Linked DNA regions of Homo sapiens: region 1 is linked to region 2. A link is a loop called in an ENCODE intact Hi-C map of the cell type or tissue named here. Cell type or tissue: ovary. All regions are shown on one strand. Links, peaks and the distances in the headings refer to the core of each region. The heading gives the core; the rest is flanking DNA.

What was found. A loop is a pair of places that touch in the nucleus more often than their neighbours do. Peaks named below come from ENCODE experiments on the same cell type or tissue, not always from the same donor. Only the 100,000 strongest peaks of a DNase experiment are listed, where the experiment ranks them.
Region 1: a loop joins it to region 2, with 2.3 times the contacts of the local background. A loop is called at or near these places in 86 of 110 quality-filtered maps.

Annotation. Positions count from the first base shown.
Region 1 is chr1:46,473,213-46,483,298 of GRCh38, reverse strand. No RefSeq gene overlaps it. Among named protein-coding and RNA genes, the nearest start is that of DMBX1, 12 kb to the left of the region's middle. In ovary, for the core only: a CTCF peak has its summit at 5,709 (motif pointing left); a DNase peak (open chromatin) is centred at 5,708.
Region 2 is chr1:46,528,599-46,538,684 of GRCh38, reverse strand. It overlaps TMEM275 (transmembrane protein 275), which reads left to right and starts at 3,170. Exons shown (of 4, transcript NM_001396071.1): 1 at 3,170-3,574; 2 at 4,102-4,230; 3 at 4,644-4,746; 4 at 5,035-6,519. The coding sequence starts at 5,158. The coding sequence ends at 5,691. RefSeq lists a cis regulatory region at 2,547-2,643 and silencers at 5,286-5,375, 5,506-5,705. In ovary, for the core only: a CTCF peak has its summit at 5,695 (motif pointing left); DNase peaks (open chromatin) are centred at 5,066 and 5,674; H3K4me3 peaks cover 881 bases; H3K27ac peaks cover 1,116 bases.

The DNA of each region.
Region 1 (10,086 bases), core at 1,466-9,465, 56 kb after region 2:
TACACATAGAAATATAGCTGCACACATACTCCTTCCAACCCAGAAACCCACAAATCAGATGCACCTGCACACAAATGCATGCGACTTGAAGGCCCCCAGCACACACTACACACAGATACCTCCCATTCCATGTCTGCACACACTCACGCATACACACTGGGACACTGAGATGTGCACGGTCACACTGTGCTAACTTCCAACACTGGGTCACTGAGCAACCAGGGGTTGGGACTCTGAAAGGAGGTTGGAAGATGCTGAGGAGTCCCACAAATGCAGCTGTGGCCACTACAAGCAGAGAATGGAGAGAGCCCAAAAGATGGGATCTGTGGAGCCTGGGCCCTACTATGGCCAAAGCCCAGTGCTCCTCAATTCCTCATCCCCAAGACAGCCCTGCCCCTCTCACTGTCAACTAAAGCAAGGGATGGTTTTTCCTGGAAGGAACCAGCCATATAGGAAAGCTATGAAGTATGACTCTATCAAAGCTGCTTGTACACCTGCTTGTGACACCTGGCCCAGCCCTGGGTGAGTTGAGAATGATCAAGATTAAGAATTACGAATGATTAAGCAGCAACATGCCATCCTCAGCATGGCATCTCCTAACTGGATTGGAGGTGTCCTCTAGCCATTATCTGATTCAGATAATCTGCATTAGCCCAGTTGTTATTTACCTCAGGGTTGGGAGAGTCATGGGGGAGATTGTGACTTAACCCACTCACAGGGTGAAACTCTAATGATGAGATTCCCAATAGTGAGACTGGTGAGGTTTATCAGTTATCCATTGCTGCATAACAAATTACCCCCAAACTTAGTGGCTTGCAACAAATATTTATTGTATCATAGTTTCTGAGGGTCAGAAATCCAGGAGCAGCTTAGCTGGGTGGTCTGACTCTGGGTGTCTCATGAGGCTGCAGTCAAGCCGCACTGTCCAGGGCTATATCATCTTCAGTCTTGATTGATGGGAGCTGGAGGGTCGTATTCTAGGAAAGTTCACTCACATGCCCGGCAGTTGGTGCTGGCTGTCAGCTGGGATGCCTCAGTTCTCTTGCATGTGGCCTCTAGGAGTATAGCCTGGACTTCTTTATATGGTGGCTGAGATGGATCAGAGAGAAAGAGACAGAGAGAGAGTGAGAGAGAGAGAGGGACAGAGGCGGGGGGGACAGAAGCTGTAGTCTTTTATAGGCTAATCTCAAAAGTGACATCCTGCCACTTTGTCATATTCTATTCATTATAAGCAAGTCACCAAGTCCATCCCATATTCAAGGAGAAGAGAATTAAGCTCCACCTCTCAAAGGAAGAAGTTATCAAAGAATTTGTGGGCGTGTTTTTTTTAAACTGCCACAACTAGGCAAGGAGACATTACCATTTTACCCAGTGTCTGCAAGATGACGAGCACCTCTTGATGTCTCCAAATCCCAGGAGGAGCTATCTTGAAGTTGGAAGGGTAGGGCCAAGGGATGGTGGGAACTCTGAAGTATCTCTTGCTTAGAACCACAATACAGCATTATAGCGTGCATGGTAATTAAATGCATGGACTCTGGAGCCAGACTGCCTGGGTTCAAATTCAGGGGGATGAGGGAGGGATGCTTCCTCACCAGGCTCTGCTACTTACTAGCTGTGACCTTGGGCAAGTCAACCTCTGTGCCTCAGTTTTCTTATTTGGAAAATGGGGGAAATAATCATGCTTACCCCCTCGGTTTGTTATAAAGATTGTGCTAAATGAGTTACCACTTAGCACCATGCCTGGTATGTGGGAAATGCCACATAAGTATCAGCTAATACTATCAGTTCTTCACTGTCATTGGCAACCCCCTCCCTGTGAACACTTTCTCACAAGGGATTTCTTGAGCACCTTTGATGTTCCTCAGGCTAATCCTATATACCCACCACCACCTCCCCAATTACTGTGGACCCCTCCCTATGACCAGCCCCACAGTTTGACCCAGCCAGGGGGCCAAGAAGAGGGGCTGGGCTCCGTGAGCACCATTTGACCCTGCCAGCCCAGCACTGCCTTTTGTGGCCTCTCTGGGAATGTTGTGCAATATGTTGGCCACAAACATTTTACGAGCAAGAGGACAGGGAGAAATTTTCGTCTATCGACCCACAGTCAGGGTTGCTCCCTCCCCCTCCTCTCCGTAAGTCTCCTTGCCAATGAGAGGGCCAAGGCCAAGGCTGTCCTCTCAGCAGAGCCCCCAAAGCAGCAGCCCAGTCTTCCCAGCACTAGACCTGAAACAACTACCCCCTCCCCCACTCCACCCCGACACAGAGGAGTAGGCAGAGCTCTAATCTAGGAGACCTGAGTGCATAGGGCCTAGGAGCCTTAGCCCTCTGGGGTGGGGAACCTCTCCAAGATTGCTCGGTCTAGGATCCCCAAAACATTTTCATCCAAATACCAATAAATAAGAAAAATAAGGTTTTTATAGGAAAATTTTCATAAAGCTACATCTATTCAATTTGAAGATCTATCCTCTCTATTCTGGGATTATGTCTTTTTTACTTTTTTGATTCTAAAATATCCTCTTTTTAATAAAATGATGCTGACAGCAGTTAGTAGTTTTCCATCTGTGCCCTTATATGGCAAAATTAATAGCTGGCAATTTTATTCTGGAACTCATATTTAAAACATTTTTTGCTGGCCCATGAAATGCAAACATGTGAAACACCATTCTCTTCTACATAGAAAGCACAAAACTGCCCCTTCCCCATCAAGAACACCTGCTGACCTCTAGCCTGGGTTCAAACACCTGGTGAAAAGGGGGAGCTCACTACATTCCTGCCTCAGCTTGGCCAGCAACTTGGTGTGACCTGAGGCAAGCCCCTTCTTATCCTGAGCCCTGGTTGGTCTCCCCATCTGCTCAGTGAGCAGTGCAGACTGATGTTCCTTCTCACTCTGTGATCTAGACCCACTCCAACTGCTACCCTGAGACCTGCAGCCCTTCTTGCTCTACTCCCTCGTCCACCTCCACCCTGAAATGACCACAGGTGGATGCTGATATTCTGGGCCAGGCTGGCTGGGCCTGGGATGCTCCCTTACCAGGTTCGACTGGGGATACAGTCTCTGAGCTGGGGCTAGGGGGGTCAGAGGGGTCTTTGGCCTTTGGCCTGGGGGACCCTTTGGGATGCGACAGGGACAGAGAAAAGGATTTATCTCAGGGGCTTGGCCTGCACTGAGCTCTCGGGACCCCCTCCCCTCCCTGCCCCTAAGGCTTGGCTGGAGCACAAGGGGCCCCTTTGTGGGGCCTAATCTCAAAGCACTTCGGCTTTAGCGACCTTCAGGGATGAAAGCGCCAGGAGCTAGCGGCCGGGAGGTGGTGTGGGGGCAGCCCTGCTAATCCCTGCGCTTTTGCCAAACAAAGCTGCCAGGAGGGGCTGGCTCCCGGGAGATGATCCAGAGAACCAATTCCCCGAGCCTAACCCGCTCTGACAGCCCGACAAGGAGAGGCCCGCTGCCCGCCCCCATGGCCCCAGCACGGCCACAGGGGCTGAGGGAGGCCTGGCCTAGGACTGTTGGGCACAGCCTGCCATCCACCCATGGACACCCTTCTCTGTCCATGAGCATGTTTCTCCACTTCCTTTCCCCCCGTGTCAGCTACACTGGCCTGCTAGTTCCTCAGCCTCCAAACACCTTAACCTGGTCTCCTCAGGCCCTACCACCCTAGCCCCCCCCAGGACCCCAGTTCTTAATTCTCAGCCCCTAAGTTTCCCAATATCCAAAATCCTCAGCCCCTCCCAATATCATCCCATTCCTTAGGACCCCAGACTCCCAGCCCCTCAGCCACCCAATATCCACCTCTCCTGATTCTCAGCCCACAATCCTTAACTCTCCATCTCACAACCTTTCAGCTTTTCTCCCCCAGTTCCCCACCCCAGGCTCCACAGAATGCCAGCCCTGTTCTCCCAGCCCTTCCCCTCCTGAGCTGGGCAGACACCCCTACCTTTCCGTGGGATGCATCTGCCTCACTCTGCCCTATGCCATTCCACCTGACCAGGCTTCCCAGTACCCCAGGGACCCAGACCTGTGCTCAGTTTGGCCATGAGAAGACGGAAGAGGGAAGTGATTCTGACTCGACCCTGATTAAACCTGTGTCGTGTACCAGACACTCTCTCCACCCATGACCACTTTGAACTCCTGATGCTTCATGCCGGTCTCACAGGTGAGCAGCATCACGGCCAGAGGAAGGGGCAGGGGTCTCTCCTGGGCTCCATGGCTTGAGAAAAGCAGCCCAAAGGGCTAGTTTCTTAGGGAAGAGGGTGTTAACAGGGCTGGGCATTCTACTGCCCCATCGCTCTCCTAAGCTGAGGAGACCCAGGATGCAGAAACCTCCACTAGGCTCAGAGAGGGCCAGGTGCCAGGTGGGTCACCCAGGCTGGCAGGGGTCACTGAGGAGCCAGGATGGCCTTGGGGCCCACAGGGGAGGAGGTGGGCAGGGCAAGAGGGTGGATTCCCAGGAGAGAGGTGGGGGCCAGGCCAGCCCAGAGCATTTTCCCACCATAGTTTCTGCTGTCTCCACTCCACTAATCTGATTACAATATTTACCAACCTCCCATGGCCTGCTTGGGAGGGGTGGCGTGTTACCCTGAGGATCTCAGTTCCAGTTCCCAGCATCATGGGAGGCCCAGAAAGGTGTTTACGGGACCTAAAATGACTGCACCAGGCCGTTCCTCCTGTCTGCAGTCACAGGGATATCTGAAAGACCCCTCCCCATCAAGTCTAGCCTTCTTCAGGAAGTCTCCCTTGCCACCCTCTGTGTCCAGTTTCCTGGGTCCCCTCCAGTACATTGGGTTCTCATGCTGTCCCATCACATTATTAATGTAATATAATAATTATATTATTCAAAATCTGAGGCAGTGCCTTCCTTCCCGAGGATAAAAACTTTAATAGTGAGTTTGCAGGCACTGAGGACAAAGAGGGTGGTGACGCAGGCCCCAGAGGGCTACTCCACCTAATTGGCATCAGTGTCACACACAGTTGCTGTGACCTCACACTCAGGCTCAGCTCCTTCCTCAAAAGTGGGGTAAGGGAGCACTGAAACACTCATGTCAGGACTCACCGACAGAACAGACCGGACTGTGGTTCTCTCATACACACACACCTGTGCACACACGGTGAATGCACCTGCTGTCACACTGTCACATACGGAGGGCCCACTCCTCCCAGACCCTTCTCCCTCCTCTGTGCCAATTAGCACAGGACAGGAGGTCTATAGGGAACGCCCTGGGCTTGCTCCCTTCCAGAGCTGGTGTAGGTATGAGAGTTCCGTGGAGCGAGGACGCTGCCTGTAGATGAGAGAGGGGGATTCTTTGGGGGCTGGGAGGGAGACTCTTACTCCTTCTGTAACCCAAAATAGGACCATTTAAGAGGCAAGATGCCAGCCTCCCTGAGGATTGAGGACAGAGGAGATAGCGCTCCCCAGGAAAACCAAAATGCGTTTTTCCCCTCCCTTTCCTCCAAGGGTCTAAACCCCAAGCTCACTCATCCCTTGCAGGATTTCAAATAGAGAGGGGTTTTGGGGGTAACAGATAAGGGTTTCTTTAAAAAGCTAACAATCCAGGACCAACTTCAGACTGGGAGAAAGCTTGCCCCTTCTGAGGGCCCTAGGGTTCCACCCACAATGTACTCAACACTTACCCCTTTGGGTAATTCCAGCCAGGGGGTTGAAGAACAGGAACAAACCAGACGTCACCAAGGATCGGCCGCCCCCTGCTGTCTGGCTCTCAGAACTGCACCCTCTCCCCTGGGTGCCCCTCCCAGGCTCTTTATGTACTCCCGCAATCACACAAGGCCTTCACCTCTCACCTCCACATGCCCGTGGTTGGGTCAAAAAACCCATTCTGCCTTGATGTTCCAATTCCCCCACTGGCAGCTGCCTCGAAAAGGAGAGGGCCAGGCTGAGGTAAGGGCAGCAAGGTTGGAAAGATGGAGTTTCAAAGGCTGAATCTTGACTTTTCCACCCCTAAGGTACGGAGCGGGAGGGAGAGACCGACACAGGAAACAGGAGAAGTCAGTCTGGGGTGAAGTGGCCCTGAGACTGGAGAGGAGGGGTAAGGGAGAGGGATCTGATGAAGGAAGAGAGAGGGGACAAATCAGAGGGGCACAGGTGAGAAGGGCCCAGAGACATGGCAGGTAAAGTAGACCCAGGTGACAGGGGAATGGAGATATGGGCACAGGTGAGGGCACAGGTGGGCTGGGGGAGAGAAAAGGGGGCAGGGAAGGCATAGGGAGGCCTCCAAGGCAGCCCATGCGTAGCAGTCAGTGCCCCCTGCTGCCTGCCATCCACTGGTCCACATCCAGCTCTGCATGTCCAGCCCTGAGGACTGGCAGCCTTGTGACTGATGGCTAGGCCCCTGCTGGGGGCACTGAGGGTGGCCACTCAGCAGAGGCAAACAGCTTGGACATCTGTAGCCTCTGGACTATGAGACATGGTGGGGGCAGTGGGCAGAACAGATTGAGTTCAGTGCCGTGGTCTGAGGCCCAGACCTGGCAGGGGTCAGGGGAGGTTTGTGAGCCAGGCTTGGCTCCTCTCCCTCCCTCTCTGGCCTGTCCCAAGGGTCCTCTCTAAGGCAGGCCCAGCCTTTCTCTCCTGTTGTGAAGCCCAGAAGGGAGCTTTGTCCAGCTGGCCCAAGTGCCAAGGCTCCTAGCCTACCAGGCACCCTTCAGGACAGGACAGAACCCTGCCTTCCAGCCCCTCCATGGTGTACCCCAGCACACACAGTCAGGCCCAAGAGCCCTCTTTCTTTTTTTCTTTTTCTTTTCTTTCTTTCTTTTTCTTTTTTTTTTTTAAGACAGGATGTCACTCTATTGCCCAGGCTGGTGTGCAGTGGTGCAATCAGCCACAGCTCACTGGCAGCCTCAAACCCCACCTACCTACCCTTTTCCGGCTCAAGTGATTCTCCCACCTCAGCCTCCCAAGTAGCTGGGACTGTAAGTGTGTACCATCTATAGTCCCAGCTACTGGCTAATTTTTTGTATTTTTAGTAGAGACGGGGTTTCACCATGTTGCCCAGGCTGGTGTCGAACTCCTAGGCTAAAGCAATCTTCCCGCCTTGGCCTCCCAAAGTGTTGGGATTCCAGGTATGAGCCACTGTGCCCGGCTCCAATCCCACTTTCTACTCTGCCTCATTTTCTTCTATCCACGTGGTGCTGTGTATGCATGGGTGGAAGGAGTATTAATTAGACTATGCTTATAGACTGTCCAGCCCCAAATTCATAACTTTTACCCCCTAAAGCATTGATCTACCCAGTCCCCTGAGGGAGAGAAGCTGACTTCATCATCCCCTTTTCTCAGCCATGGCCTTTGTTTTGTTTTTGTTTTTGTTTTTTTTGCATTGTTGTTTTGTTTTTTTGAGATGGAGTCTCGCTCTGTTGCCCAGGCTGAAGTGCAGTGGCCAACCTCTGCCTCCCAAGTTCAAGCAACTCTCCTGCCTCAGCCTCCTGAGTGGCTGAGATTACAGACATCCACCACCACACCCGCCTAATTTTTGTATTTTTAGTAGAGATGGGGTTTCACTGTGTTGTCCAGGCTAATCTCGAACTCCTGTCCTCAAGGGATCCACCCACCTCGGCCTCCCAAAGTGCTAGGATTACAGGCGTGAGCCACCTTGCCTGGCAGGCCTTTGTTGAGGGGTTGTTGTGGGGAGGCAGACTAGGGTGAGCCATGTGGGTAACTCACCCATGGTCACCAGCAGATGATCTGGGTTGGAACCCGGGTGTCCTGCACTCACCCAGGGCTCCTTCCACTATCTCCCCTGCCTCTCTAGGGCCCTGTAGTGGGTCCAGCCATCCACCCCCAGACTCTTATAACATTTCCACACACATACTATACATCAATCAGAAGATCTGTGGCCAGGAGGAGGGATGAGGGCCCAGGTGAGCAAATGAGACCTACCTTCTGGCTCCAAAACCCTGGAAGGTTGTCTTGGTTGTGGGGTGAGGGCCTCGGAGGGGTCTTGGTCTAAGGTAAATCTTGATCTAAAGTAAGTCCTGAAAGACCAATCAGTACTCCAAATGAGGAGGCACTTAGCAATGAGAGAGGCAGCCCAGGGAGGTGCTGAGCTTCCCATGCCAGAGAGATTTCCAGGTGAGGCCAGAGAAGGAAGGCTGGATGGCATGTTCCTTGAGGCTCCTTAGACCTGAAACCCCAGGCTGCTCCCAGGGAGCAACAGGAAAAATCACCCACCTTCAGACAGACCACTTGCTCCCCTACTCCTCTTCCTCCCCAGACACATGGTCAGAAGGAAGTGTCTGAGTGGCCTCATTTCTTCAGATTCCCCCTCCTATCCCCATGTCCCCCCAAGAGAGCCTGATGTCTGGACTTGAGGATGGCTTAGCCTAGCCCCACCCCCGCAGCTGCCTTCCTTCCTGCTCCCCACCCCAGCAGCCCCCAGGCCTCTTGCTGTGCCTGGCTGAGCGGGGATGGGGACGCCAAGGGGCTAGGGAGGGGGCTCATCAGCGGTTGCGCTGCTGCTAATAGACCATCCTCGGCCACATCCTATTACTGCACATACCCTCCCCAGCGCCCCCAGCCTGGCTGGCCTGCGCCTCTCTGCGGCTCCGGGGACCAGGCATCAGATTGGAGTCAAGATTCCGAGAGTGTCATTTGCCGCCGTTGATGGTGTTGATAATAGGGATGGGCTGGCGGGTGGGGGGCGGCGGCACAGAGGCGGATTCTCTATTAAGGCTTCCCCTCAGCGCAGCAGCAAGCGAGAAGCAGACCAGAGTTGGCACTGGGCGGGCGCGAGGCAGGGAGGTTCTCAGATGGGGTGGGCAGCTTACCTCTGCTGCTGTCTGCTCCATTAGTGCAGATCAGGCCCTGGCATGGAGCGTGCAGACTTGGTAGTTATGGGGTCAGAGAATGCCAAATTGCGGGGAAAGGGTGGAGAGCCAGTGGAAAACCCTGCACATCCCTCTACCCCTCTACCCCTCTACCCTGAGTCTGCCTGTTTCCATTCCACTTCACTGTCTGGGACCTACAACCCCCAGCTGCTGAACAGAAAGTGAGCTCCTTGCTGTCCTCCCTGCTCTCAGAGCACAGCCTCATAGCAGCAGCTGCAAAGCCCTGCTGGGAGCTGGGCAGTGGGTGTTCTTGTAGCCGGCCTTCACTGCCCCCGCAGACCCCATCACCTTCACCTCCTCCATCAGCACTTCACTGCCGCCTCCTCCTGTCATCACCACAGCCACTGCTGCCCAGGCCACCTCGACCATGGTCTCCACCCCCAACCCTGCTTCCACAAGGACACCATAATCACTACTGCTATCACCAACTCCATCCTCATCCCCACTTAGCAATGGTTATGAGCACAGGCTCTGGAGCACCTCCATTTACTAGCTGTGTCGCCTTGGATCACATATTTTAACCCCTCGGTGTCTAAGTTTCATAGTCTTTAAATGAGGGTAATATTAGCCACCTCAGAGGGCTGTCATGATTAAACAAGTTATTACATATAAAGTACTTAGAATAGTGCAGGGTACATAGTTAGTACTCAATAAATCTTATCCTCATTATTATTATCCCTATTCTCACCATTATCAACTTCATTGCCACCACTCCCACCTTCATCATCACCACCTCCACTGCCCTCCTTAACAGAAATAGCAGGCCAGGCGCAGTGGCTCATGCCTGTAATCCCAGCACTTTGGGAGGCTGAGGTGGGCAGATCACCTGAGATCAGGAGGTGGGTGGATAACCTGAGGTCAGGAGTTCGAGACCAGCCTGGCCAACATGATGAAACCCTGTCTCTACTAAAAATACAAAAATTAGCTGGGTGTGGTGGCATGCGCCTGTAATCCCAGCTACTAAGGGAGGCTGAGGCAAGAGAATCACTTGAACTTAGGAGGTGAGGTTGCAGTGAGCCGAGATCTCGCCACTGCATGCCAGCCTGGGCGACAAACTGAGACTCCATCTAAAAAAAACAAAAAAAACAAAAACAAACAAACAAACAAACAAAAAACAAGTAATAGCAGCTATCACTTAGATAGTATTTATTATGGGCCAGGCACTAGTCTAAGTATTGTGTAGATTTTATTAACTCATTTAATCCTCACAAGAACTCTATGAGGTAGGCATTATTAGCATCCCTATTTTATGGGAG
Region 2 (10,086 bases), core at 903-8,902:
AGAGGACTGGGGAGAGCAATAGCATCAACTCAGAGTCCTGCTTCCATAATCCAATAGGCCAGCCTGGAAGTGGCACGTGTCACAATTCCCTGGCCAGAACGTCACACAGTGCCACCTAATCACAAATTAGCCAGAAAGTACAATCTTAACCTGTGCTCAGTAGAGTGGAAAACCAGAAAGATTTAGTGAACAGTGCCAAGGACACCCCACAACAGAGCTAGCCAGAACACCCACAACAAAATAGAACCAACACTGCAACAGCAGCCACAGGAGGCCACAGTCCACCAGATGAAATGGTGGTGCAAATTGAATTACAACAGCTGAGCAGCCTCAACACCTCACCCCTGCACACTCCCAGATCCCAATTAACCAGGGCGGAGGGCAACCTCGGGAATAAGCCCAACACCCACATGTTCTTAGTCCTTTTTGTGCCCAGGGCAGAGGTCCTTTTGTCTTATAGTCACTCTGCCTCCCAGGAGCAGATAAGAATCAATCATTCATTAGCAATTAGCACTTAGAAGCTCAGCCCCTGGGCTGGAATTATTTTCTGTTGAACCTAGTTTGCTAAACCAAGGAAGAAGCAAAGTGATTTTTACCTTCCTTGAACCAGAGAAAACCTGTCTTCCTCTGTGGTTGACGTTTGAGCAGTGTAAGTTCTAATTACAGGAGCTTATCTACAGGGCCTCAGAAGAGCCTGTGCCCTGTGCCTCAGTCATTCAACAAACATTTAGCAAATCTAGCACTGTGCTAGGTTGAGAGCTCAGGCTTTGGATCAGTACACCAGATTTCAAATCCTGGCACCACACTGCAATTGAGCGGTTTGGGATGAGTTTACTTAATCTTTTTCTGTCTCAGTTTCCTCATCTGTAAAATGGAGATGTAAAAGTAATACTTAATCTTATGTTGTAAAAATTAAATTGGATATTATTATAAGTGCTTAGCATAGCATAACTTAGTTGTAGATCTAATTGTGCTAATTTCAGATTATCATCTAGACTTCTGTTTCTGGCTAAAGTAGACTAGCTTCTATCAGACCAATTTACCTGCTGAGGATAACTTTAAAAGCTGGATTAAGCATTTAAGAAATCTGTTTAAAGGCATGGGAGAGCTACGAAGGCACTGAGGACTTGAGGGGGCCAAGATTGTGGAGAGAAGTAATACTAGATTTTGATTTTTCCCTAAAGGCATTTTCCAGTTTGTAGGAGGCAGTGGTCATGAGACTGGGGAGTCAAATTTGAATTTGGGGACTAAAAAGGGAACAGTTTTTATTGGGAAGACCAAAGAAACACTCTAGGAATAATGGCTAACCAGATATAGACTAGACTCAGGAAGACTGGAACAAAGTTTCCAATCAGTATAATCCTCGATTGGGTTAAAGTGGCCTGTCCTCCTTTAAGTGCCTGTCAGAAGCAAAAGTAAATCCCCTCTGGAGAAAGATGGCATCATTCAGAGCCTCATGCTAGCTCTGTAAGTTTTTATACACAATGTTGGACATTCAATAAAAAATTATCTGGCATTTCAGGAGATAAGACCAAATGAACAAAAGCAATAAAACAGACAAGAGCAATAAAACAGACAATAGAAACAAGCCCACTGGAGATCCAGATGTTGGAGTTTTCAGATATGGACTCTAGAAGGTTTAATATGTTCAAGAAAATTAACAACAAGGGAATCTTTCAATAGAAAACTGGAATCTATGAAAAAGAATCTAGTGGAAATTCCAGAACTGAAAAGTTATAACAAATGAAATCAATAACTCCGTTGATGGATTTAGCAGCAGAAAAGACACATGTGAAAATAGGATTAGTAAACTAGATAGTAGAAAAATATTTCAGTAGAAAAATATCCAGACTGAAACAGAAGGAAGGAAGGAAAAGCCTAGAAAATATAGAATAAAGTGTAAAAGAGACATGTGGGGCAATAGCAAATGGCTGAACATACAAGCAATGAAGGTCCCAGAAGGAGAGGAGAAAGAGAATGGGGAAAAGATAAGAGCTGACATGTTTCCTGAACTGTGGGGTGATATGATGCAGCCACAGATTGTAGAAGCACCAGGAAGGATACATACAAAGCAAATATCTACAAAGAAGGATAAATACAAAGAAAAACTCACTTAGGCACATCACAGTAAAACTGCTAAAACCTAAAGGCAAAGGAGAGTCTTCCCCGTATGGGAAAAGAAGCAAGATCTTGGCCGGGCGCAGTGGCTCACACCTGTAATCCCAGCACTTTGGGAGGCTGAGGCAGGTGGATCACGAGGCCAGGAGTTCGAGATCAGCCTGGCTAACATGGTGAAACCCCGTCTCTACTAAAAAAAAAAAAAATTATCTGGGCATGGTGTTGGGTGCCTGTAATCCCAGCTACTCAGTAGGCTGAGGCAAGAGAATCACTTGAACCCAGGAGTCGGAGGTTGCAGTAAGCTGAGACTGCGCCACTGCACTCCAGCCCAAGTGACAGTGCAAGACTCTATCTCAAAAAAAAAAAAAAAAAAAAAGGAGAGGCAAGATCCCTGGACTCTCCAGCCCGCAGGGCCTTCCTGACCCTCATCCAGTGTCAGCTTCCAGGAGGCTGATGTGAAGTGAGGTGAACCAGACTCCCTCCTCTCCATCGGGGCACCCTCATACTGAGCCCTCCCCACAGGAAGGGAACCCCTGCCTTTTTCAGATTATGTCAGATGTTGATGAATGAGGTTGGGGAGAGGCTTGAAAGGGGAAGATTTGGGAATCTCACAGCCCCTCCGAGGATCAAATCCTTCTCTTTAAAATTAAGCAAGATTGTGTGGGGTGTGAGCCAGCTCATCTGTTTTCTGACTCTGGTCTCAGAATGTCTATTCTTCCTTTTAGTCCAGCCACCAGAGCCCCAATCCACTTCCCTCTCTGAGCCTCAGTCTCCTCAGTTGCAAAATGTGGCTATTAAAAACATTTTTTTTAATTTTTTTTATTCATAAAAAAAAATAAATAGATGCAGGGTTTTGCCATGTTGCCCAGGCTGGTCACAAACTCCCAAGCTCAAGTGATCTGCCTGCCTCAGCCTCCCAAAGTGCTGGGATTACAGGTGTGAGCCACCAAGCCCAGCCAAAATATGGCTATTAATAGGCATCAAGCAGTAGTAGATTGTGATGTCATAGATGTAAAAGTGCTTTGCAAACTGTAAACTGCTGTACCCTTTTAGTGGTTGCTATCCCTGCCTGGCAGGACCATCAGCAGCAGGTTAGAGAGCAAATGTTCATGCAGATGAGGAGCTTCCTCAGGAATCTGTGGTCTGTAGATGCCCTCAAGGGTCAACATGTGCTTTCTTTGCTAAGATTTGGGGATTTCTGACTTCCTGCCAGCTTGGTACGGCAACAAGGTGATTCTGGCTAGAGTCTCAGTAGGGCTGCCACCTCTCAGCATGGTGCCAGGAGAGGGAGCCCTGGAGTCATCAGCTCTGGACAGGCCTGGAGGTGGCCTTTCAAGTCCTCTGACCTGCGCATCCTGTGTGTTGCAAGTGAAGGATCTGACACTAGCCTTCATTTTCACTCAGTCATCAAGCTTTCTCCATCTCCACTGGGTATAGGGTTTGGACACTCAGAAAGGTACCTCCACCTGGGAGACAGCCCAACTTTTCTGTTTCCAAAACCAACATGACCAACCTCCCAGATTTGAGACTTCATGACTCCCTTCTCTGTCAACCAGCACCACAAGGGCATGGTTAACATTTATTAAATACTCACTGTTCTAAGCGCTTTATTTAGCTTAAAGTATTTAATTATCACTGTACCCTATGAGGTGGGTTCTATGATTAGCCCCACATTACAGAAGAGAAGATGGAAGCAGGAGAGTCAGGCCCCCTGTGAAGGTCACACTCACTCACTGCTCCTCACCCTGCATGCTCCCCTCAGACCCGCGGTACCATCTGATTACTTCCCTTTCATCCCCATCCAGGACCCTTTTCTGGCATTTTTTCCCCACAATTCTAACACAGCTCACTAGCTAAGATCTCGTCCTTTGAGGGCCTTTGTACCAACTATGATCTTATGCGTTATAGAACAGAATTCTCAAATAGAAATCATAAATCCCTAGACTCTAATTTTATTACTCTTGTTTCTGCATGCATTTCCAGAATTCTAGAATCCAGTGATAGATCCCAGAACCAGAGACATCTAGAGAATCCTAGAAAGGAATTCTAGCATCCAGCAATTAGGCTTTTGAATCCAGGTTCAACAGTAAAACAATGGGGAGTGGAATGGAGGTAGGATTGGAATTTAATAGAATGCCCAGTCTAGAAAGGGCCCTGGTGCTTTAGATCTGCTCCAGCCCAAGCCAGCCGATGTGGGGACTGTGCCCTCTCACTGACCGTCTGAACCATCAGGAGCTCCTCACTCTCACGTGGCCACTCACTCCAGGGCCTCATCTGATGTTCAGGAGAGTCAGTGTCATTGCTATGCCTACCGGAGTCTAGGGTGGGGATACTGAGGCCAAGTGGCATGGTCATTTGGGTCCTGGTTCTGGATCTTGGATAAACTGCTAGACCTCTGGGAGCCTCGGTTTCTTCATCTGAATAAGGGGGTGGGGGTGGGGGGCAAGGTCAGATGATTTCCAAGGCCTCTTCCACTTGAGAGAGTGAGTTGCCTAAATCCCAAGAGCTGCCATTTGCCTTACTAGTTAGGACTACTGAAGACGATGATTATCATGTGATGAGCACCTAAGCTGAACTGGACACTGTGCTGAGCACTTTCCAGCCACTATCTCACTCAAATGAGTTCAGGTAGGCTTCCTGGAGGAGAGGGGTTGGAGGGGCAGCGTCTGTTTGGAGGACAAAAAAGTGAGGAGAGAGGGAGGATGGCAAGATTGGCCACGAGGGACCCCCGGAACTAGGTGGGGAAACAAGTCGATTCTTCACATATGGGATGGTTTGTTGCTTCCCAGAGGCAGAGGCAGGGGGCTGGCCAAGATGACCTCTGCCCACCCAGGCACTCAGTGTAGCTACAGACGGAGCCTAGGACTGGAGGTCAAGATACCCTGCTGACGCCGCCCTCTTGCTGTGTGCCCACAGGACCAGCGTGAGGAGGCTCCTGGCAGTTGCCCACAGGACCAGCGTGAGGAGGCTCCTGGCAGTTGGGCTGTTCCGGGCCGGCGGCAGGAGGGAGCTTGATGCGTGCCTGGCGTGCGCAGGCCGATGCCGCCGGCAGAAAAGAGCGAGGGGCCACCGGTCCCGGCGCCCGCGGAACGCGCCCGGGGCCGGGTGCCCGGCCTGCCGTCGCCGGCGCTGTGCTGCGCCTGCGGTCTGTGCGCGCTGCTGGCGGGCGTGAACGTGACGCTGGCAGGCGCCTTCGCCTCCTTCTTGCCCGAGCACAACGCGCTGCTCGTCGTGGGGCTGGCGCTGCTGGTGCTGGCGCTCGGCTTCTTCGCGGCCTGCTGCGTGTGTAGCCGCCGGGGCCTCGCGCCCCGTGGGCGCTCGGCGGCCGCGGCGGGCCCGGGCCAGGGTGGCGGCCGCGCCGGGCCCGTGGCGCTGGAGATGGAGAGCAGCGAGCCCACGGCACAGGACACCACGGCCGTGCAGCTCAGCCCTGCCGTCTCCGCCGCGTCCTCCGGCTGCTCCAGCCCCGGCCCCAGCCCCCTCGCCCTGGAGGCCCCGGCGCCCGCGGCCGTCTGCGCGCTGCGCTCGGAAGGAGTCCAGCTCAACCCACCCCGGGCGCGCGCCGCCCCCTAGCGGACCAGGGCCCCGCCGTGACTCCGCTGTCCGGGTTCATTCCCCTTCCTTCAGTGCCATTTAAGGGGGGAAAAGAAAGAAAAGAAAAAGAAAAAAGAAAACCTTTTCTTCCTTCCTTCCTTTCTTTTTTACAAGGGTCTGGTGCTGGGCTCAGGTGGCCTCATCTTTTCCATCTCCCAAACTCCTGGGTAGAATGTGGTGATGGTGTCAGGGGTCACACCCCAAAGAAGGGAGCAGCAGAGCCTTGGCCCCTTAGACAGGGTCTCTGGTCTCTAGTAAACCTTACCCATCCAGCTTGCTGAAAGTAGGCCCCTGGACCCTGGAACCCTGACACTGCCACCTCCCCCTGGCATTTGGGCACTGTGAACCAAGGAGCACCCACCCTGAAGGGGCTAACCACCAGCAGTCCCCCCAGTGAGGTGGGAGGAAGAGAGGGAGAAGGGTTGAATGTCAGCCTGGGCTGTCTCTGTCCTTGCACACACCGTGAAAGGCTTCCAGTCCCCTCTCCTGCCCCTCCCCACCTTCCTTGTTTCTACCCCAACATGACCTTTGGGATTCATTTGGCTGAGAAGCCGTGGCTCTGACTTGGGCCAGGATGGTCCCTAGAATTAGGGCCGGGGTGAGCACTCCCCACCCTTTCTGTCTGACTAAGAGCAAGAGTAGCTGAGACTGGGGCCCTGACAGAGGTGAGTGGTGAGGGAGCTTCTGCAGCCCTGAAAGTCCTAGTGTGACTTTCACTGCCAGCAATGCTGGCCCCCACCCACCCTGACTGTGGCACACCATGCATTCCTGCAGTGCCTTACTCCTCAATAAAGCACCTTTGGAGTCAGTCCTCTGTGACAGTGCAGGCCGGGAGGGAGGGGTGGCTGTGGGGCCTCTGGCTAAGCACCCTGGGTTCTGGGGCCCTCCCAGCCTGTGGCTGAGTGCCTGAGCATCCTGGTACCAGCCCCTCCTGGAGACCTAGAAGGCGGCTTCAAGGGAGAGGAGTGTGTGACTATGAGTAAAAGACTGTATCTAAGACTGTGTGCCCATGAATGTGGGAACAGATGGGTCAGATTGGGGGACTGGATGAACATAGGAGTGTGACTGTGGGTGTGATTGCCTGGCTCCTGTAAGAGGTGGGGAGTGGCAGCGTTTGGGTAACAGTCTGACATCACACATGCATGTGGAGGTGTGAGGGCAGCAGTAGTGGTTGAGGGCATGGTCACTGAGCAGGGTGAGGGGAGAAGTGCTCCACGGGGCTGTGCAAAGCCCAGACACTGCCCAAGCTAGCTGGACTTGCCGAGTTTGGGCCCGGCCTGTGGTTCGTCCAGGTGAGGGGGTAGGTGAGGGGGCCAAGTAGAGGAATAGGGGCTGCCTTGCAAAAAAGAAAAGGGGTCAGGGGACTGAGGAGGAGACACTGCAACTCTGGGCCAGCCCTTCGTCTCCATGCAGGTACCTAGGCAAGCAGTGACTGGGGCACATGCTGACCCACTGCCCCCGGCTGGCTATGACTCCCTGCCCATCCACTCCTGGCTTCATCACCAGCCTCCCTTTCTGTTTCCAAGACAGGCTTTGCTACTACTCTGCCATGACCCAGACACTTCCCACCAGCCCTGGGCTCTTCCTTCCTCTGGCGCCATCTCCACCTCTGTCTCTCCTGCTGTCTCCTCTCCCACTGACCTAGAGAAGAGCAAGTCTGCCTGAGCAGGTGCTGAGCAGGCCATCTCTATTAATTTGCACGTGTCAATGGGCCTTAACCTTTGAAGCTCCCAGTACCTACAGCTGATGACCTATTCTCTGAGCTCCCCAACCCCACCCTGTATGTGTGTAAGGAAGGCCACTTCCCCAGGCTCCAGTCCTGTCTCTTCTGGTGCATTGGTCTGCAGCTTTAGATGCCACCTGCTGCTGTGGTAGAGCAGTAGGTGAGAGGGGCCACCGCTGATGCAGCCTTGGGGTGTGGTCAGAACCACCCTTCTCCTACCACCTTAGGATTCTAGCCCTGCAATGCTAGGCTCAGCCGAACCCCTCTCCCACCTGCTGTTAGATGCCTGGAATTACATTCTCTTTCCTGTTCCCCCACAAGACTTCCAGATCCTGTTCTGCAAGCCTGGCTGCTGCAGAGGAAGAGTGAGCCTACGATAAAAACTCAGGGCAGTGGGACATGGATCAATGGTGTGGGTAGAATGGATCAGGGAAGGCGGGACATTGGCTCCCTGGAGTCCCTTCCACTTACACCCCCAGCTGAAGGTCATCATTTGTCTTTTCTCTGCCCCGCTTCCTCCACGGGCACACCAGAAGAGATTTTCCAGATCCAGTGCCCCAGGGCTCACCTTCCCAACAGCTCCAGTCTGCCACCGTGGGGACTCCTCACTTCACACCCCTTCCCTGGGTGACACCCAGGGACAGGCCCCTCTAGGGCAATATGGCCAGCGAGGCCCTAGGGAAGCCCCACTCTCCTACACATGGTGAGGCTGGAGGGTGTGCTCTGTCTCACACCTCTGCAGGCCCCTCCCAGGCAGGCTTCAGGCCCTGAAAGGGCCTCTGGGAGGCAGGTTTCTGTTGAGGAGAGGACATGATTCTGACAGCACAGAAGCATCAAGCTCCCTGACCTTGGGGAATTTGAGCAGGGACCAGTAGTTCCTGCAGGGATGCTGCAGACCGGCCCTGGAAGGAGGGTAAAACCTTCCACTCCCACCCTAGGCCCTGAAAGCCTCAGAATTGAGGCAGTAGGGCCTATCCTCAGAGGCACAGGGACTGTGGTAGAGGACACAGAGCTGGTCCTTCTAAAGGAGGGGTACTCCCCAGGGCCTGGGGGCGGGGGGGCTTTAGGGTGCTACACGTGGTGAGTGGCCCCTGCCTCCCCAAGGAAACTACTGCTGGCCCGGACAAGGCAGCTCATTAAGGGAAATGAGGTTTCCCCCATGCTTCTCCCTCTAGGAGAAATGAGGGCAGCCACTTAGAACCTCTTTGTATTATTATCTTGAGATAGGATCTCTCTCTGTTGCCGAGGCTGGTGTGCAGTGGCACAATCACAGCTCACTGCAGCCTCAACCTCCCAGGCTCAAGTGATCTTCCCACCTCAGCCTCCCAAGTAGCTGGGACTACCAGCACACCCCACCATGCCCGGCTAATTTTTTGTATTTTTTGTAGAGACAGGGTCTCACTATGTTGCCCAGGCTGATATTGAACCCCTGGGCTCAAGCAGTCCTCTCACCTGGGCCTCCCAAAGTGCTGGGATTATAAGTGTGAGCCACTGTGCCCAGCCTTAGAATCGTTTTTTTTTACTAATTAATTTAAGAATTCCTGAGCCCTGCTATGTTCCCTGCTATGAGGGAATATAATGATGAACAAGCTCTCAGGGAGCTCACATTCTATTTGGAGGAGACAGACAATAAAGAATTAAATAAGTGAGCAAATGAGACCAAAAAAGCTTAGCTAGTGAACAGCACTACACAGAAAATTACAATAGGATGTTGTGATAGATAGAGGCACTTGTCGGATGGTTGGGGGTTTTTCTCTGAAGAGGTGGCATTTAAGCTGGGCTCTGAATGGTGAGTCAGCCATGCAAAGGTCTAGAGCAGGAACATTTCAAGCTCAGGAAACAGCCAGTGCCAAGCCCTAAGGTGAGAATGAACTGGCCTCTGTGTGTCAGAACAAGAAAGAAAGGCTGTTGAGACACAGATGGAAGATGAAGCTGGAGAGGCGGGGAGGGGGTATTGCTTAGCTCATGGAGGGCTTAGTAAGCCCGGGTGAGGAGTTGGGATTTGATTCTTGGTGAGATGGGACCCACTGGAGGGTTTTAAGCAGGGAAGTGACATGATCTGATTTATGATGGTAAAGACTGCTCCACCTGCTGTGTGGAAGTAACAGAGTGGCGAGGGGCAAGAGGGAAAGCAAGGCTAGGAGGGGCAGGCTAGGAGGTCACAGCAGTGAGACATATGGGCACTGGGACTAGGGTGGTTGCTTGGAGTAGACAGATTCTGCACCTCTTGGGGGAGTTTTGGGGGCATGAAAGAGAAGAATCCTGAGGAAGTTCTAAAATTTTGGTTTGAGCACCAGGGTGTATGGTGGAGGATCTGGATTTGGGAAAAAAGGGACATCCTGGTAAGGCAAAAGACCTGTTAGCCCAGAGGGACTGTCCCACAGAAACTGGAGCCACAGCTCTGAGTTCTGGAAGAGGAGGCGCTGGGATGGAGACGTAGAAGCTGTCGGCATGTGGGTGGTGGTGAAACTCCAAGGAGACAGGAAGACAGAGAACCCGGAAGATAGAATAGTCTAACTGCAGACTCCAGGGGGAGCAGGGAGCCCATGCTGCTGACTTCTGAATCCCACTCAGCCTTCTGTGATGCCAGGAGCCTTCTGATGAGAACTGTGGACTAGGAGTGGGGGATTAGGGAGAAGTGGAATGTGAGC